Regions from separate parts of the Homo sapiens genome. Here all the other regions are linked to region 3. A link is a loop called in an ENCODE intact Hi-C map of the cell type or tissue named here. Cell type or tissue: gastrocnemius medialis. All regions are shown on one strand.

Region 1 (8,000 bases), 380 kb before region 3:
TGGCAGTTCAAGACCAGCGTGGGCAACATAGTAAGACCTTGTCTCTACGAAAAATAAAAAATTAGCCGGGCATATGGTGGTGCATGCCTGTGGTCCCAGTTACTCAGAGGGCTGAGGTGAGGAGGACTGTTTGAGCTTGGGAGGTTGAGGCTGCAGTGAGCCATGATCATGCCACTGCCACTCCAGCTTGGATGACAGAGCAAGACTCTGTCTCCAAAAAAAAAAAAAAGTAAAGAACAGTTTACCTTACGTTACACCCACTACCACAAAAGAGGTGTGATTAGCCAGGTGCAGTGGCACACACCTGGGCACCAGCCCAGGAATTCGAGGCCTCAGTGTGCTATGATCACGCCTGTGAATCACACTACACTCCAGCCTGGGCATATAGCAAGATCCCATTCCTTAACAATTAAAAAGAGAGAGAGAGAGAGAAGTGATATTTCATGAGACTCTTTGGATTTGGGAGTCATTATATACTATTTGCTGTTCCAACCCATTTACTAGATGACCTAAAAGCTACCAGCTTTGGCCGGGCGCGGTGGCTCACGCCTATAATCCCAGCACTTTGGGAAGCCAAGGCGGGCGGATCATGAGGTCAGGAGATCGAGACCATCCTGTCTAACACGGTGAAACCCTGTCTCTACTAAAAATACAAAAAATTAGCTGGGCATTGTGGCAGGCGCCTGTAGTCCCAGCTACTCGGGAGGCTGAGGCAGGAGAATGCTGTGAACCCAGGAGGCAGAGCATGATGCAGGGAGCCAAGATCACGCCACTGCACTCCAGCCTGGGCAACAGAGTGAGACTCCGTCTCAAAAAAAATAAAATAAAATAAAAACAAACTACCAGCTTTGAGTGGAGCCCTGAGGAAGAGAAGGTGCTGCTACTTGATTCAAAAGGCCTTGCAGATCCAGTGAGGTGCTAAGGGTTTCTGTAGCAGGTGGGGAGAACCAGATAAAGCTAGGTCATCCACTTTCCCTGTGGGCACCACGCTTCTGTGATGTCTGAGACAGAATTGGACTTTTTTTTTTGCCTCCATCAAGTATTAGGAATCCCCATTAAGCACCAGTGGTCACCTCAGGCTATAGGCACTGGTCTGAAGTGCCTGTGTCCGAGGCTTGGTTTCACTTGCCAGAAATTGTAAGAGCTGCACAAGCTGCTTATGGTCTACTTTATTTATTTACTTATTTTTAATTTATTTATGAGACGGAGTTTCACTGTCGTTGCCCAGGCTAGAGTGCAATCGCATGATCTCTGCTCACTACAACCTCCGCCTCCTGGGTTCAATTCTCCTGCCTCAGCCTCCCAAGTAGCTGGGATTGCAGGCACCCGACACCACACCCGGCTATTTTTTGTATAGTAGAGACAGGGTTTCGCCATGTTGGCCAAGCTGGTCTCGAACTCCTAACCTCCAGTGATCCACCCGCCTTGGCCTCCCAAAGTGCTGGGATTACAGGCATGAGCCATTGTACCCAGCCTGGTCTACTTTCTTTAAAAAGGAGCTGTGTGATTTTTTCTTTTTTTTTTTACAAAGATGCCAAGACAATTCATTGGGGGAATGAATAATATGGAAGAGCCAGATATCCACATGCAATTAAAAAAAAAAAAAATGCAGCCTGACACTGTGGCTCATGCTTATAATCCCAGCACTTTGGGAGGCCAAGGCAGGTGGATCACCTGAGGTCGGGAGTTCGAGACCAGCGTGACCAACATGGTGAAAGCCCGTCTCTACTAAAATTACAAAATTAGCTGGGCGTGGTGGTACATGCCTGTAATCCCAGCTACTCGGGAGGCTGAGGCACGAGAATTGCTTGAAACCAGGAGGCGGAGGTTGCGGTGAGCCAAGATCGTGCCATTGCACTCCAGCCTGGGCAACAAGAGTGAAACTCCGTCTCAAAAATTAAAAAAAAAAATGCAGTTGGATGCCTGTCTCACCCGATAAACAAACATTAACTTGGCCAGACATGGTGGCTCATACTTGTAATCCCAGCACTTTGGGAGGCCAAGGCAGGCGGATCATGTGAGGTCAGGAGTTTGAGACCAGTCTGGCCAACATGGTGAAATTCCATCTCTATTAAAAATGCAAAATTAGCCAGGCGTGGTGGCATGTGCATGTAATTCCAGGCTACTCGGGAGGCTGAGACAGGAGAATCACTTGAACCTGGGAGGCAGAAGTTGCAGTAAGCTGAGATCGCGCCATTGCACTCCAGCCTAGGCAACAAGAGCAAAACTCCATCTCAAAAAAAGTAAATAAATAAAAATATCTCAAAATGGATCACAGACCTAATTGTAAGAACGAAAACTATAAAACTCTTAGAAGAAAGTGCAGCAGTAAACCTTGGGTAAGGCAAAGACTTCTTAGATTGACACCAAAAGCACAAGCAAGAGTAGAAAAAATAATAGATAAATTAGACTTAATAATGATTTTAAAATTTTATGGGTTTTTTCCCCTTTTTTTCTTTTTTTTTTTTCTGAGACAGGGTCTCATTCTTTTGGTCAGACTAGGGTGCAGTGGTGCGATCACAACTCACTGCAGTTTCAACCTGCCGGACTCAAGGCTGCAGTGATCCTTCAGCCTTGACTTCCTGAGTACCTGGGACTACAGGCATGCACCACCACACCCAGCTAATTTTTAAAATTTTGTAGAGATGGAGGTCTTGCTATGTTGCCCAATCTGGCCTCAAGCAATCCTCCCACCTGGGCCTCCCAAAGTGCTGGGATTACAGGCATGAGCTACTGCTTCCTACCAACTTGTGTGCTTTAAAGGACACCATCAAGAGAGTGTAAACAGCTGGGTGCGGTGGCTCACGCCTGTAATCCCAACACTTTAGGAGGATGAGGTGGGAGGATGTATTAGTCCATTCTCATTCTGTTATGAAGAAATACCTGAGACTGGGTAATTTATAAAGGAAAGAGGTTTCATTGACTCACAGCGATCCTCTCATCTCAGCCTTCCAAGTAGCTGGGACTACGGGTGCACATCACCATGAATTGTCCATTTTAAAACGATGTATTTTTATTGTATGTGAATTATATTTCAACAAATGTGGTGTTTTGTCTTTTGGGTGTTTTTTTTTTTTTTGAGACAGGGTCTCACTCTGTTTCCCAGGCCACAGTACAGTGGTATAATCAGCTCACTGCAGCCTTGAACTCTTGGAAGCAAGAGATCCACCCACCCCAGCCTCCAGAGTAGCTAGGACTACAGGTGTACACTACCAAACCTGGCTAATTTTTTTTTTGTAAAAGAAACACAAAGTCTTGCTGTGTTGCCTGGGCTGCACAGCTTGGGCTGGTCTCAAACTCCCGGACTCCAGTGATCCTTCCGCTTCGGCCTCCCAAAGTGCTGGGATTACAGGCATGTGCCACTATGCCCAGCCAACAAATCTGTGTTTTGTTTTTGTGAGATGGGGTCTCACTCTGTCACTCAGGTTGGAGTGCAGTGGCGCAATCTCAGCTCATTCCAACCTCCACCTCCCAGGCTCAAGTGATCCTCCCACTTCAGCCTTCCCAGTGGCTGGAACCACAGGTATGCACCACAAGGCCCGGCTAACTTTTTGTATTTTTTGCTAGAGATAGGGTTTTGTCCAGGTTGGTCTCGAACTCCTGAGCTCAGGCAATTCACCTGCCTCAGCCTCCCAAAGTGCTGGGATTACAGGCATGAGCCACCGTACCCAGCCAGCAAATCTGTTTTTAAAAGGTATGGGGGAGGAGGGCTGTGGACAGAGGAAGCACTTAGAAATGCAGTCTCCACTCCGGTCCCTGGGGCAAATGGCCGACTCTGGACATTAGTTTCCTACTCCTTGTCTCTTTTCACTCTGCTTCCTGGAAGCGACATCCAGTTACACCTTGCTGCTGACCATTTGGCAGGCCACTGGGAACTACGTTGAACATGCTTTGCAGAGAGGTGCTTCCTGGGGACACCCTCTGAACTGCAGTGTGAAGATGGGTTTCAGCAGGTTTTGCTGACATCGGAATCAGTAACTTGGATGAGTGCACTCCTTGGCTCTTCCACTGACTTGCTGTGTCATGCAGTAAGTCCCCTGATCTGCTCGGTGCCAAATGGTAATTGGAGTAAAATGAGCCTGCCTTGGGATACTCTTTGCCGTGGGTTTTATTTTTTTGAGACAACCTTATAGTAACTAACATTTGTACAGCCTTTTACACACGTGCCTTATCTCAGCTGATCCTGTGAGGCAGATATGATCCCTAGTGACAGATGTGGGGACTGCGGAGCAGAGAGTTGGGCAGCTTTCCCAGAACAATCCAGCCGGCACGGTGCAGCCAGGCCCCAAGCCCAGGCCTTCCACTCTTCTGACTCCAAATTCTGTGCTCATTCCTCTCCACAGGGCTCCCTTGTGATGAGACTTTCTTCCTATCCTACTTCCAAAATGCTGATGTTACTGAGCTCTGAGTTACTATATAACTCTTATCTTAAAAAAAGGAAAACAAAACCAAAATGCCAACGTCAAGGAAATCGCCACACTTCAGTTGGTCTCAACCCTTGTATTTTTAGCCCTTAGAGACAGCCCCTCTGTGGCCTACCCTCTTCGGCCTTTTGCCCAGTGGTGGTCAGTCCCTTCCCACTTCAGTTCTGCAGCATCTGGGTCCTGATTTCACGCACAACTGTTTGCAGAAAAAACTGAGGTGGGGTGAAAGGAAAATCCGGTTCTTTTAGAACTCCTGTTTTTGTTGAGCACACGTGACCCTTCAGGGTCAGGCCTCTTCTCTCACCACCACCTCCTGCTTCCCCCCATACCCCGTGTTACCCTTAAACATCTTAGGGTTTCCAGAAAGGGCTGTGTGCTCCTGTAACTTCTGCACATGTCGACCCCTCGGGCCATTTTTTTTTTTTTTTAAGACAGAGTCTCATGCTGTCGTGCAGGCGGGAGTGCAGTGGTACAATCTTGGCTCACTGCAACCTCTGCCTCCTGGGTTCAAGCAATTCTCCTGCCTCAGCCTCCCGAGTAGCTGGGACTACAGGCACGCACCACCATGCCCCAGCTAATTTTTATATTTTTAGGAGAGACGGGGTTTCACCATGTTGTCCAGGCTGGTCTCAAACTCCTGACCTCATGATCCACCCGCCTCGGCCTCCCAAAGTGCTGGGATTACAGGCGTGAGCCACTGCGCCCGGCCCCCCTCGGACCTTTCTTCTCTTGGCCGCCTCCTCAGCTGTTCTTCACAATGCAGCAGAATGACCTTCTGGAAGCTCCCTGCCCTCGGCTCCCTACTCTCTGCTCCCTACCCTGTCCTCCATCAAACAGCTAGTGTGGCCATACTGCAGCAGATGCTGCTGGTGCCTCCCCAGGTCGCTTTACCAGGCTGCTCACCGGTCCTCCAGCTGCTGCAAGTCTTGGGTCTACAGACTCGCAGCTGCCCCCCACCTGTCCCCTTATGTGGAGGGGCCCTTGGCTGACAAGCACCCACCACCTCACCTATCAGCCCCATCCAAAGCCTGAAAGGAGGCAGACAAGGCCATTCTCTTTGCCTCTAAGGGGGCCACTCTGCTTGGAGCCCACTCCTCTAACCCAGGCCAAGGCTAGACCTGAGCCCAGCTCAGCAATTTCTCCTTCAATACCTGCTTTCCTTCCCCCTTCCCCCTTCTCCCCTGCCCTCCCCCTCTTTTCTTTTTTTGAGGGGGAGTTTTGCTCTTGTCACCCAGGCTGGAGTGCAGTGGCCAATCTCAGCTCATTGCAACCTCTGCCTCCCGGGTTCAAGTGCTTCTCCTCCCTCAGCCTCCCGAGTAGCTGGGATTACAGGCACCTACTGCCACGCCTGGCTAATTTTTGCATTTTTAGAAGAGGCAGGGTTTCACCATGTTGACCAAGCTGATCTCGAACACCTGACCTCAGGTGATCCGCCCACCTTGGTCTCCCAAAGTGCTGGGATTACAGGCGTGAGCCACCGCACCCAGCCCTTACAGGCATCTTCCTTCAACAAACCTCAATAACCAGACCCCTGCTTCGGGCTAAGGCGCTAGCACATTCCATGGTGATTAACCATTTTTCTTATTGTCTCCAGACTAGACTCTGAGCACCCGGAAGGCAGGAAGGTTGCCCACACCTCCCAGGTGGGGGCCTGGCACAGAGCAGGTTCTCCGCGTTGAACTCTCAAGCTTCCGGGTGGTTCTGCACAGCTCCCCTTGCCTTTCTTTCTCTACCACCATTTCTTCTCCTCTCCTCTCCCCTAGAAGGGCAGAGATCCGTTTGTCAAGGCTAAGTTTGGGGTGCGGTGGGAAGGGCAGGAGGTAGAGCTGGCCAACCTTCCAATCCCCGGCCCTCCTGCCCGACCCCACCAACCCCGTCCTGCCTCATGGAACTTAGGTTTGAAACACAGGGACGAACCGGAGGATGGCCTGCCAGCCGCAGGGCAGGCCACAGCGGAGCCCTGGGGCGCTCCCCGGTGCTGGGGTGTGGGGAGGTGGCAGCTGTGTGCCCCATCCCGGGAACAGGCTGCACGGGCCCGCGTGCAGAGAGCCCACCCCGGGACCAGGCTGCACGGGCCCGCAGACAGCATCACAGCCTGGGCTGGCAGCCTTTTCCAAGGGCTGCTCTTGACTTCCGCCTCCCTCTCCCGTCACTTCATCAACACTCTAGGAACCATGGTGAGCCCACGCTTCTTCATTCATTCCCGCCCACTCACAGCACAAGCCCACGTCACAGGAGGCATGACTCGCCTCAGAGGCTGATTAGCTTTCCAGGCAGCATCCAGCTCACGCAGGCGCTGAGTCAGTGCCGCCGAAGCCTGGCCAGGAGGGAGGTGACTCAAGCCCGAAACTGTGGGTCTCCTCCCCTCCAGCCCTGCCAAGCAGCCAGCGGCCGGGAGAAGCCACCAGGGGCCAGGCCCTGGGCTAATGCTCTGGGTGCTAAGCCCTCCTAAGTCCCCACACCCCACCTGTAAGGCACGTATGTGGTGCCAGCTGCCCCGCAGTCTCTCTCCCCATTTCCCGGGTGAAGACCCAACAACCCCCGGGCTTCCAGCCGGGCTCCACAGCATGGGGCGGAGGCAGTAGTAACTGACCCGGATGTGGCCATGTTGATTGGCTCAGGGCTGGGCATGTGATCTGTTGGAGCCAATGAGAGGCATTGAGACTCAGGCTAAAATATCTGGGACAAAGCCTCTCATCGTTTTTTTCACTGGACTCAAAACTCCAGGGGTGCTAGAGCTGGAGCTGGAGCTGCTGGCTCCAGCTTGCCAGCATGTGAAACCTGCCACTGACACCAACCCTGCGGAAAAGAAAGAGAAATGGCAGGAAACTGAGTCCTGGTTATATTCTGGAGTCCTGAATCCAGCCATACCTGAAACTGTTATACTACAGGGACTTTTGGAATTTCCTGGCTTAATGCAGTCCTTTTGCTTAAGTTAGTCTGTTTCCTGTCACTTGCAGTTGTAAGAATTCTAATCAGTACCAGCATTTGCTACCACATTTAACTAATCCTAAAACATGATTTTTTTTCATTTTAATGGAATCATCATTGCTTGCAAATTTGATAAATTAAACATAGCTGTTCATATTGTCTTAACTTCAGCTGAGTTAGGTGCAGTGTTGGTGCTGCGTGTACTGAATTGAGGGCTATTTAAAATGTCTTCAAAAAATTATATAGTGACTCAGCATTTGGATAAAAAGTGATTATGTAGAGAGAAAGGCAAGGACACTGAGCTATAGGGAATGAGCTTAATATTAGTGAAACAACTTTTCTCTTTGGAGAAACAACTGCTCTTTCCTGACAAGGCAACATGCAAGTGCTTTGTAAAACCGAATACAGGAAGATACCCACAAGTAGAATTTGTGTTACATTTTGCTCCTGAGATATGGATAAAAAGATTGACTATGTATCATACACCAAGCAATGCAACTGAAGGCAGGAGAAATTGTGGAATCTCACAAAACAGGTGAGAGGAATACAAAGTAACAAGTTACTGTGACTAATTTGTGACTTTGTGCAGAGCTACCGTTAAGACACTGCACTGTTGGCCGGGCGCGGTGGCTCACGCTTGTAATC
Region 2 (8,000 bases), 120 kb after region 3:
AGCCCAGGAATTCAAGATTACAGTGAGCTATGATCGTACCATTGCACCCTAGCCTAGGTGACAGAGTGAGACCTTGTCTCAAAAAAAAAGAAAAAGAAATAGACTGAAAATATCTCAAATTACAAAAGTTAAGTCTTAGAAGAATGATATTGGGAGAAAAATCAATTTAATTGTTGTTTAAAAATGTACAGAAAATGTTTAGGAAGATTAGGAAGGGAAGGGTTTCACCTTTCTTTTTTTTTAAATTTTTAAATTTTTTTTTTAATGTTTTAAGATGGAGTCTTGCTCTGTCACCCAGGCTGCAGTGCAGTGGCACAATCTTGGCTCACTGCAAGCTCCGCCTTCTGGGTTCACGCCATTCTCCTGCCTCAGCCTCCCGAGTTGCTGGGACTACAGGCGCCCGCCACCATGCATGGCTAATTTTTTGTATTTTTACTAGAGGCGGGGTTTCACCATGTTAACCAGGATGGTCTCGATCTCCTGACCTCGTGATCTGCCCGCCTCAGCCTCCCAAAGTGCTGGGATTACAGGCGTGAGCCACCGCGCCTGGCCAGGTCTCACCTTTATTTCTACAGTCACAATTGCTGTTTGAATGTTTTCTGACAAGCTTATATTACATTACTTTTATTAAAAAATTACTCAGTTCCGGCCAGGTGCGGTGGCTCACGCCTGTAATCCCAGCACTTTGGGAGGCCGAGGCGGGCAGATCACAAGGTCAGGAGATCGAGACCATCCTGGCTAACACGGTGAAACCCCATCTCTACTAAAAATACAGAAAAATCAGCCGGGTGTGATGGTGGGCGCCTGTAGTCCCAGCTACTCGGGAGGCTGAGGCAGGAGAATGGCGTGAACCCGGGAGGCGGAGCTTGCAGTGAGCCGAGACTGTGCCACTGCACTCCAGCCTGGGCGACAGAGCGAGACTCTGTCACACACGCAAAAAAATTACTCAGTTCCTAGATTCCCTATCCAGACTGAATCATATTTACAAAGTATAGTAATAATCATTTGCCAACTGCAGTTCTGAGATTTAAAAAAAATTTGTTTTGTAAATATTTTTATTGTTGTTGCCTCAAACAAAAGAACACAGCACCTTTGCTCACAGCACCTTGTGAGACGACTGATTTCTGCTTTATCACTTCAGTATGTAATAGCTGACCAGGCCCAGAAGAAAACAGAAATAGAACAGAATTCATCTGTGAAAAGGCCAGGCAGTATGAGACTTGTGAAAACAAAACAAGGGAGAATGGTAAGGATACGACACATGGCATTCCAACTTGCTGGGGCTGTTTGAAACTCTCAAAGAAGTACAGTTTGTATAACATAAAACTTGTAGGAGAATCTGCCCAGCAACATTTCCTGAATACCTAAATAAGCTGATTCAGGATAAGGGTTACTAGAGAGGTTTTTAAAGATAAAGACTGGTTTGTTTGAGAAATGGATATCCTTTATAGTACAGAACTTCCACCTGTTTTTTTAAAAATAGGCTTATGCCATTTTCATTGTCTCCCTCAACTCCCTCTTTATTTATTTATTTATTTATTTATTTATTTATTTATTTATTTATTTATTGAAGATGGAGTTTCGCTCTTGTTGCCCAGGCTGGAGTGCAATGGTGTGATCTCAGCTCACTGCAACCTCTGCCTCCTGGGTTCAAGCAATTCTCCTGCCTCAGCCTCCTAAGTAGCTGGGATTACAGGCGTGTGCCACCACGCCTGGCTAATTTTGTATTTTTTTACTAGAGACAGGGTTTCACCACGTTGGTCAGGCTGGTCTTGAACTCCCAACCTCAAGTGATCCACTCGCCTTGGCCTCCCAAAGTGCTGGGATTACAGTGAGCCACACCACGCCTGGCCTACTCCCTCTTATTCATGAGACTTTGATTTTGACAACTGCAGTTTTACTAACAACAGTATTTTTCAAGAGCATAGCTTCCAAGGATGGCAAAGGGTGTGAGAGAGTCGGTAAGATCTGGGTTCAAATCTAAATTGCATTTCAAGCTGCATTACCATGGGCAAGTTACCTACCCTGATCTCTGAGTGAAATGGAGATGAAATGGTGTAATGAGTGGAAATGACAGAGTAAAACATATTTAAGCAAAGTACCTTGTGCACAGAAAACCCTCGACAAATGGAGTTATAATTTTTATATGACAGACCTTTGACCAGAGTGTGGGGGTGGAGGGCTGTGCAGTGGACACGGAGAAAAGCACCTGAAGTGTTTCTCTTGTCATTCTACTGGGACTAGATGTCTGGCATTCTAATTTGCTAAAGATGAATTGATTCCATCAGCCCATGCAAAATGTAAGTGCATTTGATAGAATACAGCAAAGCTAGGATTTATATTGTGAGCTATTTTTAAAATTGCCTGGTTAGCAAATTAAACCAGCTGTGAAAATATCCTGGTTTCCATTCACAACAAATACAAGACGAGCCATTTTCCTTTAATGAATCTGGCCTCGTGGCAGCATAGTCCATTCTGCATAATTTATTCCTAAGGGTTTTAAAGACATAATTTTCTTAAGACAGACCAAAATTAAACTATTTTCTAGGAAAAAAAATATGAATGAGAGAAGTTTCTCTGTATAGATTTTTGGTAAATTCCATAATCACTGGCCCATTCAATTTAGGAGACTAATGTCTGAATAAAAAATAGTAGTTATGTCAGTACTTTAAGCAGTCTTAACTGTTTTTCCTTTAAAAGGGCATATGAAAAACCAGTCTGCTCTGCAACACAATTTTTCACATTCTATGACGGAGAGAGGAAAAAAATTCACTCACTGCTATCAAAAAGCTACCCAACAGACTCCCAACTTCAGGTTTAAAACCAATCACCCCTGGCTGGGCACGATGCCTCACACCTGCAATCCCAGCACTTTGGGAGGCCGAGGCAGGCAGACCACCTGAGGTCAGGAGTTCAAGAGCAGCCTGACTAACATGGTGAAACCCCATCTCTACTAAAAATAGAAAAATTAGCTAGGTGTGGTGGCGGGCAACTGTAGTCCCCGCCACCACACCTAGTCCTATTTAGGAGGCTGAGGAAGGAGAATTGCTTGAACCCAGGAGGCGGAAGTTGCAGTGAGCCCAGATTGCACCACTGCACTCCAGCCTGGGTGACAAGAGTGATACTCCGTCTCAAGAAAAAAAAAAAAAAAAAACCAACAACAAACCAATTACCCCTTAAGGAGTTAGGGGAGAGATCCTGAATTATTTGGAATGTTGGCTAAGTTATATTATTTATAATTCCTGTTCCTTTAGAGAAACAATTTGTTATTTAAACAAAGATCAGCAGTGTAAATAACCAAATGGAATAGAATTTCAGAAAGTACCATTCAAATAAATTCACACTTAGATTGCAGGGAAATGGTCTATTAGTTTAGTTCACTTCAGAAAGACAATACTGAGAAAAGGATGTACCATTTTATACTTTCTTTGGAAATCAACCAAACAGAATTAGTTCAATTTGGAACATACTGAGCCTTAAAGCCTTTGCTACAACATAACATAAATTTTGATTAGGCGAGTGTGAAAAACTGTAACGCTAACTTTCTTGTCCTTCTAGTTAGTTGGTCTATAAATAGAAGCAATGCATTAACAGCCACCAAAGCAACTGGTGAGTTCCCCAATGTCTCCAACGTATACATCTCTGACAAACACGCTTATCAGCATGTTGAACCAAAGTGTTTCCGAGGATCTGTAATAGGACTCTTTTTAAATAAACTGTGACTCACTGTTTGCTTTCTTCACCAGGAGGTGGAGTCTTGCCATGCCCTTCCATTACAAAATCCTCCTGTTCCACCTGCAAAGGCAAGCACCACAGGTCAGCAGCAGTCAGTAACTACAATGCGACTCACTCCAAGAACCCACACCTGCCCTGTGCAGAACCACAGGGCCGTTTCACTGTGGTGCACAGAACAGAAGCCTGGGCCAATGGTTTTCAAACTTCTCCTTGAGTGATTAGATCTGCAGAAAAAAGGAAACATGTTGATCGGCAAAACACATAACTCTGACAAAGGATTAGCATCTAGAATATAAAAGAACGGTGATGAATCAATGAGACAAAGACAACCTACTAGAAAAATCTGCAAATAACCAAGCAGGAATTTCACTGAAGAGAACACATAAACAGTTTCTAAACATATGAAAAGATGTTCAATCTTATGTCAGTCAAGAAAATGCAAATTAAAACCATTTCACAACTACTAGGTTGGCTAAAATTAAAGTCAGGTAATACCAAGTGTTGACAAGGGTATGCAGCAATAGCAACTCTTATCCACTCCTAGTGGGAGGGAAAACTGGTATAGCTACTTTGAAAAGCAGTTTTGTCAGCCAGGCAGGGTGGCTCACGCCTGTAATCCCAGCACTTTGGGAGGCCAAAGCGGGCAGATCATGAGGTCAGGAGATCAAGACCATCCTGGCCAACATGGTGAAACTCCGTCTCTACTAAAAATACAAAAATTAGCTGGATGTGGTGGTGTGCGCCTTTAGTCCCAGCTACTCAGGAGGCTGAGACAGAAGAATTGCTTGAACCTGGGAGGCAGAGGTGGCAGTGAGCCGAGATCACGCCACTGTACTCCAGCCTGGGCGACAGAGCAAGACTCCGTCTCCCCCAACAACAACAACAACAAAAAGTTTGCATTATCTATTACATTTGAAGATGCATTTACTGTACACATTAGTAACTGCACTTACTTATAGGTATATACCTAGAGAAGCTTTTGCACATATACAAAAGTATTTATAGTGGAATTATTTTTAACAGAAAAAAATAGAAGAATAAACATCTGTCAACAGTAAAACAGATAAATAGGCTATGGTGTTTTCAGAAAATAGAATACTATATTGCATGAAAATGAATGAACTACAGCTACACACCTCAATCTGGGTGAGTTACAAAAAGGTAATCAAGTGAAGGAAGCAAGTCACAAAAGAATGCATATGTAGTATGATTCTATAAATATCAAGTCCAAATATATATATATTTTAGAGCAAATTGAAGCAGAATATATATATATATGTATATATATATATATATATATATATATATATATATTTTTTTTTTTTTTTTTTTTTGAGATAGAGTCTTGCTCTGTTGCCCAGGCTGGAGTGCAGTGGTGCGATCTCGGCTCACTGCAAGCTCTGCCTCCCAGGTTCACACCATTCTCCTGCCTCAGCTTCCCCAGCAGCTGGGACTACAGGTACCCGCCACTATGCTCAGCTAATTTTTTTGTATTTTTAGTAGAGATGGGGTTTCACCGTGTCAGCCGGGATAGTCTCGATCTCCTGATCTCGTGATCCACCTGCCTCGGCCTCCCAAAGTGCTAGGATTACAGGCGTGAGCCACCACGCCCAGCCAGAAAATATGTATTTTTAACCATATGTATGTACATATAGGCATACATACGTATATACATGCTTTTATTTTATTATTTATTTATTTATTTATTTTTGAGATGGAGTCTCGCCCTGTCACCCAGGTTGGAGTGCAATGACGTGATCTTGGCTCACTGCAACCTCCACCTCCCAGGTTCAAATGATTCTCCTGCCTCAGCCTCCCGAGTAGCTGGGATTACAGGCGCCTGCCACCACGCCCAGCTGATTTTTGTATTTTTTTAGTAGAGACAGGGTTTCACCATGTTGGCCAGGATGGTCTCGATCTCCTGACCTCGTGATCCACCCGTCTTGGCCTCCCAAAGTGCTGGGATTACAGCAGTGAGCCAATGCGCCCAGCCCATGCTTTTATATTTAAAGATATAAAGAAAAGGCTGAGGGCTATGGCATGACCCTGTAAGTCCCAGCTACTTCGGGGGACAGAGGCAGGAGAATCAATTGAGCCTAGGAGTTCAAGACTGTAGCGCTCTATGATCACACCTGTGAATAGCCACTGCACTCCAGTCTGGGCAACACAGCGAGACCCTAAGTCTTAAAAAAAAATAAAGAAAGCCAATAATTTCTTAATATTAATATTAATTAATATAATTTCATAAATGGAATTATTCCCTTTCTTTAATGATTTATTATAATTTAAATTACTAATTTTATTTAAAAATTAAAATTTATATTAAATACATATACATTATTTAAAAAGTCAAATAACATTAATACTACCGGCTGACAAACAAAAACAGTACTTTCCACCCCTGCCCCACCCTCACAACATAAGCCTCCATCCTCCCTTCCTCACAATGTAAGTTACCGTTTTTGTTCAACTCAATATTCAGTGCTAACAGTGCTATTATGTAGTAAATATATACAGCTGAATCATATGGAATGCTATAATTAAATTTCCTTTCTTGTATAATTTTGGTTTCCCTGGAACTAATAATTACCACTTCCTCTTCTTATTCTTTTTGTTTTTTTTTTTCTAGCTTAGTATTTGTTATGTATTTTTCATTAATTCATCCTCAAACTCTCCAACAGAACTGTAAATCTCCTCTTAATCAGTTCAAACACTTCAGGTAATCTATCAGTTTCACTCCGCCTTGGAGACACCCTCAGGGGTTTCTCCTGCTCCGAACTGGATTGATTGCTTTCTAGGCCACTGAATCGCTGACATCTCGCTAGGGATGTCTCCTCCTCTTCATCTCTGGAATGCCCTCCTCTTTCTCCTAAGCTGGAGCATCTGTTTCCCAGATCCTCTGTCTCTTTTACAGTTTACTCACTGATTCAGGTGGAGTATATATTCCAGTGATTTCCTGATAAAAGGTATATAGAAGGTGAATTTTTTTGAGACCTTGAATGACTGAAACGTCCTTGTTTTATCCACACATATAACTGACACATAAAAATGTTTTATTTATTTTTATTTTTTTTGAGATGGAGTCTCGTTCTGTTGCCCAGGCTGGAGAGAAGTGGTGTGATCTTGGCTCATTGCAGCCTCCCCTCCTGGGTTCAAGCGGTTCTCCTGTCTCAGCCTCCCGAGTAGTTGGGACTACAGATGTGTGCCACTACACCTGGCTAATTTTTTGTATTTTTAGTACAGACAGGGGTTCACCATGTTGGCCAGGCTGGTCTCGAACTCCTGACCTCAGGTGACCCATCTGCCTCAGCCTCCCAAAGTGCTGGGATTATAGGTGTGAGCCACCACACCCGGCCATAAAAACATTTTTTTTACCCACATATTTAATTAAATATAAAAGTTAAAGCCAGGCACGGTGGCTCACACCTGTAATCCCAGCAGTTTGGGAGGCTGAGGCAGGCGGATCACAAGGTCCAGAGATCAAGGTCATCCTGGCCAACATGGTGAAACCCCATCTCTACTAAAAATACAAAAATTAGCCGGGTGTGGCCGGGTGCGATGGCTCACGCCTGTAATCCCAGCATTTTGGGAGGCCAAGGCGGGCGGATCACAAGGTCAGGAGATCGAGACCATCCTGGCTAACATGGTGAAACCCCGTCTCTACTAAAAATACAAAAAAAATTAGCCGGGCGTGGTGGTGGGCACCTGTAGTCCAAGCTACGCAGGAGGCTGAGGCAGAAGAATGGCATGAACCCGGGAGGCGGAGCTTGCAGTGAGCCGAGATCGTGCCACTGCACTCCAGTCTGGCAACAGAGCAAGACTCCATCACAAAAACAAAAACAAACAAACAAAAACGTTGAAGTCAGTAAACTTTTCCGTCCAAAATTTTGAGGGTGATGCTCCGTTGTCTTCTAGCTCCCATAGCTGCTACACAGAAGCTCAGTATCATTCTAAGTCCTAGTGTATTGCATGTGTCTTCTCTAGAAACATTTAAGTCCTTATTTTTATAGTGGTAAGAAAGAAAGAAAAACAAAACCAAAAACAAAAAACCCTTTTAGGAGCTTTCATTTATCCTTAGTTTTTAAAAATGCAAACCACTAAGCAAGGTTCTTTTTTTATTTATTGAACTGGTGCTAGGTAAGTACTTATAATCTAGAATCTCTTGTTTTTCAGGTTTGGGACATTTTCTCTACTTATTTGACAGTTTCCTCCCTTCCAACTTCTGTTCTCTCCTTCTGGAATTCCTGTTATTCAGTGTTGAATCT
Region 3 (8,000 bases):
AATTACAAGTTGTATAATTAACGTCCTCCCACAACGTCCTGAGGTGAAGGTCACAGTGACAAGTAAGTGGTCACAGAAGTATGGCTATCACTGCTGGGGTTATTGTTGCAAAGGAATTGTGACTCCAAAGTCCTGGTTTTCTCCACAAAAACTACAACAGAGCTATTGTGGGAAGGCAGGCAGGGTCATGCTGTGCACCCTCAGGCCTGGCAAGGTGAGGAGGCATGATCCTCCCAGGCCTGCCTGTCTTGTTTCTACTGCACAGCCCTTCCCTGGAGGGTTGCCAGATCCAACCCCAGGTGCAATGAAACACTGCTGTGTCTCAGCAATACCCATTCTTCCCAAAGCTTCACCGTTTACTATTTAAAGTTACCCTTCTCCGGGTAATTACTATATTTTACACTTAAAGACACTAGATTTCAAGATGCCATAACCCACAAATACTTAATCATACTAGTTTTCCTATTTTTAAATTAGCAGGTTTATTAAATTGAAAAGATCTCCAAAGTATTACATATCCAATCTAATGTTTAAAATGGCAAATGCATTAAGTTAGATTGTCTAAGGTACTTACGTAGCCTCTTTAACATTTTCCTTAGTCAGTTATTACTTATTAAATATGAACTTATGATCAAAAATGAGGAGACAAAAAAAAAAATACAGGTTTAAAATAAAATCCGTGTTGAAAAACATGAAGAGAGATGGGTTCTATGGGCTGAAAGATCTAGAACCTACACTTAATATCATTCTGTGCATTCAGTAATCAACAAATTTCCCAAGACAGACAAATGATGCAATAAACTGCAGACCAGGACCAAGGCGAGGCCATAGCCAAGCAGTTATAAATTTGAGAGGCCTCCTTACTTGTCTAGCAGCGAAGTTTTGGGGGTTGAGCCCTGTGCCGATTGCTCCAAGGCTGACGTTGGGTAGTGTGGAACCAGAGGGAGACAGCTTGTAGCTGGGAGAAGGGGAGAAGGGAGAGCAGGGAGCCTCATCCCCAAGGCACCCATCTTGATTGGAGAAAGGCAAAGTCAGCTGAAAAGTAGTAGGAGTTAGCCAATCACAACGAGTGTTGGTTAGTGAAGCAACAGAATGCAAGAAGGGAAAAGAGAGAAACACTAGCAATAAACAAAGTTAGAGTGTATTAGCAATAACCAAGGATGGAATTTGGATCTGATAATAATCTTTACACTTGGCCCAACAGACACCATCTGTCATCTTCTTTGATATAGATTTTTCTTTTCCTCTAAGTTAGTAACACGTTCTGTCCATTGCATTACAATAAAAATTGCCAGACACTTTATTTTTACGCATCTAATATTGATTACTCTAGCAATGTGGCTGCTGAAACAGAAGCCAGGCCAATCTTGTGAATATGTTGCTGTCTGGACCAGCAACAACAGTGTCAAAACGTGCCAGATTTAAAAATTTTGGTTTTAACTGCTTTCTGAAGATCAGGAACACAGCAAATTGGTATTCTGGATCAAGATATAATTCCCACCATTAGAAATGTTAAACATCAAAACCAATAGGTAGAAACTGCTTGGTTAAATTAGGTAGATGAGAATTTGAAAAGTATACCATTGTAACTAAACACAGATCGCTAGGAACTGGGGAAAGATAACAACAGAGTTATCTCAAAACTAGAAGAAGGCAAGGCCTTAGGAGACATGGAATATTTGCACAAAATCCCAAAATTTATTTTGTAGCTGCACAGCAGCGGAAAAAAGAATGCAGAGTAAGTTTATCTCTAAAATTTCCACACTTCATGAATTTCTCAAAACTCAGATTTTCTAATACACACATGCTAAAGACAGATGGTTCTTGCTCTTGCCTGATCACCTGTTGACATCAATGGTTTTCAGGTCACCACGTTAATGCAGGTGATGTTTGTGTTTTGCTCATCTAGTTCAGTAATTCTATGCTTCCTCTAGAATCAGTTATCAAAAGACAAATGGGAACCAAAGCGGTTCTCATGAATTATTATCTTAAACAAAGGATTCAACTCACCTTCTCAAAATAAGGCCCACTATCTGTGGTTCCCATGTCTTTGGAATTAGGTGGACGGAACCCAGATCGATCCTTCCTCATGATATCATTAAAATCCCCGAGATTCATCGCTCGCTTGTCCACATCAAATTTTTTATCTGAAAGGCTTCCTGAAAAGTAGCATACACAGAGTGAAAATTTCCAGAATCAATGTTTCCCCCATGAACCAAGAGTGACCTGCCCCACTATCCTCATGGGGGTGCTGGGTATAAGCTATTAATATTTCTATTTCTGGGGATAAGACGAGACAAACTCTCATTGGTCCAGGCTGCTGGTGTTTGTCCCTGGAACACACATGGGTCCTTTTTATTTATTTATTTATTTTAAAAAACAAAACAAAACATGTATCTGTTGTAGTTTGTTTTCCATGGAAGACTGAAAGAGCCTTAGGGATAACCTGGCAAAAATCTCGCTAAGAAAACATTTAGACTGGATACTGATGTGTCTGATGAACACATCTTGCTCATAAATTCAAATGTCCTCAGGGAGAGAAGTTGTCTGTTTTTGCTATTTTAGCATCATCTAGATAAATGGTCTGGGTGAAACATAGTTACAAGGAATAAAAAGATCAAAGAGGCACAGTGGTTGCCCTAAAATTTAGAACTTAAGAGCTGAACACAGAAGATGTGTCCACATTACCTACACGGTGCAATTTCCCAGGTGCCATAACTATACCACTTTTCTTTCACAACTCTATAAATGTGCTGTCGTCTGCTGATATAACCAGTGCTGCCCCAGGAAACTTATGTTTTAATTATTCTCATATTTAGAAATATCATAGATCAAAGACTACCTACTTCCTTTACTACCCAGAATTATTTTCATTTCTTCTTAGTTTGATTCTTTTCAAGTTCCTCAGGGTGATCAAGAGCATTACTATGAAAACCCCACAGACTAGTGGCTAACACCGTTTCCACTCCAGTTGCAATGTGAGAGTTTGTCAATAACGAAGCATCCTGGTACAGACAGGACTGGCAACTTGAGGGCCACATCTGGCACACAATTTGTTTGGCCCCATAGAGCATTTTAAGAGACCCGAATTAGTTCTGACATATAAAAATCAGGGCTGGGCACAGTGGTTCACACCTGCAATCCCAGCACTTTGGGAAGGCGAGGAAGGTGGATCACTGGAGGTCAGGAGTTCGAGACCAGCCTGGCCAAAATGGCGAAATCCCGTCCCTACTAAAAATACAAAAATTAGCTGTGCGTGGCGGCACACGCCTGTGATCCCAGCTACTCAGGAGACTCAGGCGGGAAAAATCGCTTGAACCTGGGAGGCAGAGGTTGCAGTGAGCAGAGATCAAGCTGCTGCACTCCAGCCAGGGTGACAGAGCAAGACTCCGTCTCAAAAAATCAATAAATAAATACAAAAATCATAATGCCAGTATATATCTGAATTTCTGGCCTCTGCTGAAAGACTTGTCATAGCTCAGCCTGGATTCCTCCAGAGCAGCAACTGCTAGGAGCAATGCAAGGCTGATTCTTCTAGGTGGACGCTCCACAGTTAACCTGTGGCCACCTCGTCCCAGGTTTTTTTTTTTTTTTTTTGAGACTGAGTCTCGCTATGTTGCCAGGCTGGAGTGCAGTGGCACAATCTCGGCTCAGTGCAACCTCTGCCTCCTGGGTTCACGCCATTCTCCTGCCTCAGCCTCCAGAGTTGCTGGGACTACAGGTGCGCCACACCATGCCCAGCTAATTTTTGTATTTTTAGTAGAGATGGGGTTTCACCATGTAGGCCAGGATGGTCTCGATCTCTTGACCTCGTAATCCACCCACCTCGGTCTCCCAAAGTGCTGGGATTACAGGCATGAGCCACCATGCCCGGCCTCGTCCCAGGTTCTTATACCCGGCACACATCACTTATTTACATTCTTTGCTGACTCCTGTAGTCATGTGAGTTTTCTATCCCTGCCCAGTGTCTAGCACAGTACCTTACAAAGAGTAAGTGCTCAATCAATGTCTACTGAACTGCACCTATCCCTAATCAAATTGGGCAGGAGATGCCAAAAGGACACTGTAACACTGATATACTCCATTCTTTTCAGCGGAGTGATACACACCTACAGACAAATCCATTTTGCTGCTTGGATTATCTTCAGTCTGACTCTGGAAAATAAAGAACAGATGAGAGAGAATTAAGGATGCACATCTTTGAATCAAAGAAGTGGCATTATTCACCTGAGAGCCACGTCTTACTACTGGCACCATAGAAGGTTCTCTGAAATGAACTTGATGGTACTGAAGACATTAACATTTTTAATATGCTAGCTTGATTGCTGTTTGGGCCTATATTCCTACAATTCAGTTTTCACATACAATTAGTCTCAATAAGTCTACAAAGAGAGCAATAGATAAACAGCTGCCTGAAGAAATAAACCCCCGTCCTTAAGTTCTAGTCAGCCCAGGATCAAATTCCATGAGTGACCGCCAAATAATGACAACTTCTTCTCGTGACTTGTCAAGTCATCAAACCTTCAACTGTGCAGCCAAGTCAAGTCATTTGTCTTTTGGCAACCAGGGACAGGGTGTCCCCACAACGTTGCCGAGAGATAAAGAAATCAGAAATTCTACAAGAATTCCCTATGTAATTAGTCCCAGTATAGTTTTTCTAGTTTCGTTATCGTTGCCTTTTTAAAAAATCATAATATGAAAACTAGTACAGTAATGCGGTTGGAAACAATTGTATAAATTTTTAATGCCTCTTTCTTCTCTATCCTCCTAAGGAAAAGGACAAAATGACTACACATTTAAAAGCCATAACCTTTAAATGTTGGAGTATGTCATTAATAAGAATAGAAGAGAAATATTACTTAACTCAAAAGGTCAAGAACATTGCTTAACTAGTTTTTAAATCTTTAATTTTGTACTATATGTGGCAGTTGTCTTAAAATTGGTATTAATATTAAACCTAAAAGTTGGGATACGTTATACATTTGAAAAAAATAAAACTTACCAGCAATCCCATATTTGAAAACTGTTTGGCAAGAGGATTCATCCATGAATCATTGTTTCCTCCTTTGAGTGAGCACTACAGAAATGAAACACGGAACCTCAGAACCAAATAATTTATTTCAGCCTCCTGAGTTTTATTAATACAGACTGAAAATGTAGACTTGAGTTTACCTTTTTAAGTCCTATTTCTCTTTAACTAAAATTATGTTGATATTTTATGTTAGTTTAAATGATTAATAAGCCCTAGTTATATCTATGTTTTCATTTTTATAAAATTCACCACACTGAACCAGAAGTAACTGGAAAAATACATGCTCAGCTGGTACTTTTGCTTTTCAAATAGAAAGAAGTCTGATATGATTTTCTAAAATAGAAGTTTTGCACACGACTACTTTCACTTTCATTAGGCTGCTCTCCTCGTAACCCAAACTGGTTTATGTTAGGAGAAAACAGTTTGATGTCAGTGCGTGTCATTTGGAAAGGAGCCTATTTAAACTGGGCATTATAAGGAACTCATAGTGCTTCCTCTGTTTGTTTCACAGCATAAAAGACATTGGTCCTGGTGGTAAAGAGACCTAGTGGAAGACACCATTGCTGATCTCCTGGGCAAAGTAGGGCAGAGGTAGGTTTTAATTTTTTAATGGGACAAACTAGTTTCTCCCCTGAACAAGGCACTGACCATGAGCTCCACTTTCACTTCTGTGAGGGAAGCAGGGGGAACTATGAAGAGGACTGGGTGGGCTGGGGCTTTGTGCAGTTGTGTATTTCACAGGTGAAAATTCTCTATGTTGTGATGATAGCTATCTTTTTTTTTTTTTTTCTCTGTCACCCAGGCTAGAGTGCAGTGGTGCCATCCCAACTCACTGCAAGCTTTGCCTCCCGGGCTCACGCCATTCTCCTGCCTCAGCCTCCCGAGTAGCTGGGACTACAGGCACCCGCCACCATGCCCGGTTAATTTTTTGTATTTTTAGTAGAGATGGGGTTTAACCATGCTAGCCAGGATGGTCTCCATCTCCTCACCTCGTGATCCGCTTGCCTCGGTCTCCCAAAGTGCTGGGATTACAGGTGTGAGCCACCGTGCCCAGCCCGTGATGGTAGTCATCAAATCAATTTTATTATCCTTGAAAGTGACGAAGTACTTAAGTTTAGTACAGGTTTTTTTGGTGTGTGTGTGGGGGGCGGTTTTTTTTTTTGAGACTGAGTTTCGCTCTTGTCACCCAGGCTGGAGTGCAATGGCGCGATCTCGGCTCACTGCAACCTCTACCTCCTGGGTTCAAGCAATTCTCCTGCCTCATCCTCCCAAGTAGCTGGGATTGCAGCTGCCTGCCACCACACCCAGCTAATTTTTGTAGGTTTAGTAGAGACGGGGTTTTGCCATGTTGGCCAGGCTGGTCTTGAACTCTTGACCTCAGGTGATTCACCTGCCTCAGCCTCCCAAAGTGTTGGGATTACAGGCATGAGCCACCGCAGCCAGCTAGTACAGGTTTTAAGGTCAAAAAAGCCCTCACTAGAGGGAGGGGGGAATGGGGAGTTACTGTTTAATAGGTACAGAGTTCAGTTTTGTAAGATAGAAAGAGTTCTGCGGATAGATGGTGGTAAATGGCAACATAAGTATGTGAATATACTTATTGCCACTGAACTGTACACTTAAAAATGTACGCTATGGTAAATTATATGTTATATGTATTTTATCACAATTTTTAAAAAAAACGCCCTCGGTATATAAAGTCAGAATCACTGGTACTGGGGCTGAAAGAGTCAATTCCCAATTAACTTAATTAAATCTTGGTTGTCAACCTAGAGAGGTATTTATTAGTCCCTTTCAATCAGTTAATTTAGTCTCATTGTTAATTTGTAAATAACCAAAAGAAAGCCAAAATCACACTAGACAACCTAAGAGTGCAAGGAATGCTGAAAAGTTTGCTGAATAATTCCTTCTGTGACTGAAGAAATAAAAGCTCTTAATAGAAGAAAACCCGTAAGTGACTGCTTAAGCAAAACATCTCTAAACAGAAACAGACTGTATTCTTATGCTATAAAAGAAAGAGTCATCTACAAAATTAGTGTCCTATAGGCAAAGGGCAAAGGGGATGAAGGCCCAATCCTCAGACATGGGAAGGCCTCTAAGATGGCATCTGGTATTTGAAACGTGGGAGAATATTAGCTGTGAACCGTTTCATAGGGTGCCAAGACTCTCATGTTGAAGTTAAGTATTGGATGCCCATTTCGTATTTCCACTATTTTATTTGTCAAACGAAAATCTGGAATTGAAAAAAGAGAGGGTCTGCGAAGACACTGGTTCAGGCTCAAAGACTACTGTTCTAGATTGAAAACCAAAGTCCTCATCAAACTGTGATGAGGACTTTCACACAGAAGGTGAAAAGTTTAGTACACAACCTGGTACATGATGTAGAGAAATCATCTAGCTGCTAGGCTGGGCGCAGAGGCTCACGCCTGTAATCCCAGCACTTTGGGAGGCCGAGGTGGACGGGATCACGAGGTCAGGAGATCGAGACCATCCTGGCTAACATGGTGAAACCCCATCTCTACTAAAAATACAAAAAATTAGCCGGGCGTGGTGGCAGCTGCCTGTAGTCCCAGCTACTCGGGAGGCTGAGGCAGGAGAATGGTGTGAACCTGGGAGGCAGAGCTTGCAGTGAGCTGAGACTGCACCACTGCAGTCCAGCCTGGGCGACAGAGCAAGACTCCGTCTCAAAAAAAAAAAAAAAAGAGATATCATTAATCATTTAGCTGCTATAGCACACAAGTACTCACTGGTATTTCATTTGTCGGGAGAAGGGTTCTGGGTCTTGGAATTTCCCAAATCAGATAAAATCAAGACGTGCTGATTGCCGCGGGAGAAGCCAGCATTATCTTCCTCTGGATTCCCTCCTACATATCTATGGGGATTTACTGGAAGGACTTCTCTGGCTTTAGAATGCAAAAGCATTTATAAAGTATGCCTTGAGAGCCTCCAAAAGATTATTATAATGTGGAAA

The links. Hi-C counts contacts between places; a loop is a spot of excess contacts. Peaks named below come from ENCODE experiments on the same cell type or tissue, not always from the same donor. Only the 100,000 strongest peaks of a DNase experiment are listed, where the experiment ranks them.
Region 1: a loop joins it to region 3, with 4 times the contacts of the local background. A loop is called at or near these places in 2 of 110 quality-filtered maps.
Region 2: it touches region 3 in a loop (2.1-fold over the local background); 2 of 110 quality-filtered maps call a loop at or near these places.

Annotation. Positions count from the first base shown.
Region 1 is chr22:40,650,862-40,658,861 of GRCh38, reverse strand. It overlaps LOC124905122 (a long non-coding RNA gene), which reads right to left and starts at 7,014. Exons shown (of 2, transcript XR_007068108.1): 1 at 6,892-7,014; 2 at 4,091-6,183. RefSeq lists a cis regulatory region at 3,906-4,280 and enhancers at 6,463-6,562, 6,044-7,243. In gastrocnemius medialis, CTCF peaks have their summits at 4,201, 6,776 and 6,987; DNase peaks (open chromatin) are centred at 4,221, 6,711 and 7,031; H3K4me3 peaks cover 1,509 bases; H3K27ac peaks cover 4,870 bases.
Region 2 is chr22:40,151,910-40,159,909 of GRCh38, reverse strand. It overlaps a transcript of TNRC6B not described here. Among named protein-coding and RNA genes, the nearest start is that of TNRC6B, 22 kb to the left of the region's middle. In gastrocnemius medialis, a CTCF peak has its summit at 3,777; a DNase peak (open chromatin) is centred at 3,789; H3K4me3 peaks cover 298 bases; H3K27ac peaks cover 3,462 bases.
Region 3 is chr22:40,274,154-40,282,153 of GRCh38, reverse strand. TNRC6B (trinucleotide repeat containing adaptor 6B) reads right to left here. Exons shown (of 23, transcript NM_001162501.2): 8 at 5,003-5,077; 9 at 4,110-4,155; 10 at 2,011-2,159; 11 at 865-1,035. LOC124905121 (a long non-coding RNA gene) reads left to right here and starts at 5,321. Exons shown (of 2, transcript XR_007068107.1): 1 at 5,321-5,623. In gastrocnemius medialis, no CTCF peak of the experiment used is centred here; DNase peaks (open chromatin) are centred at 265 and 4,513; H3K4me3 peaks cover 2,127 bases; H3K27ac peaks cover 7,875 bases.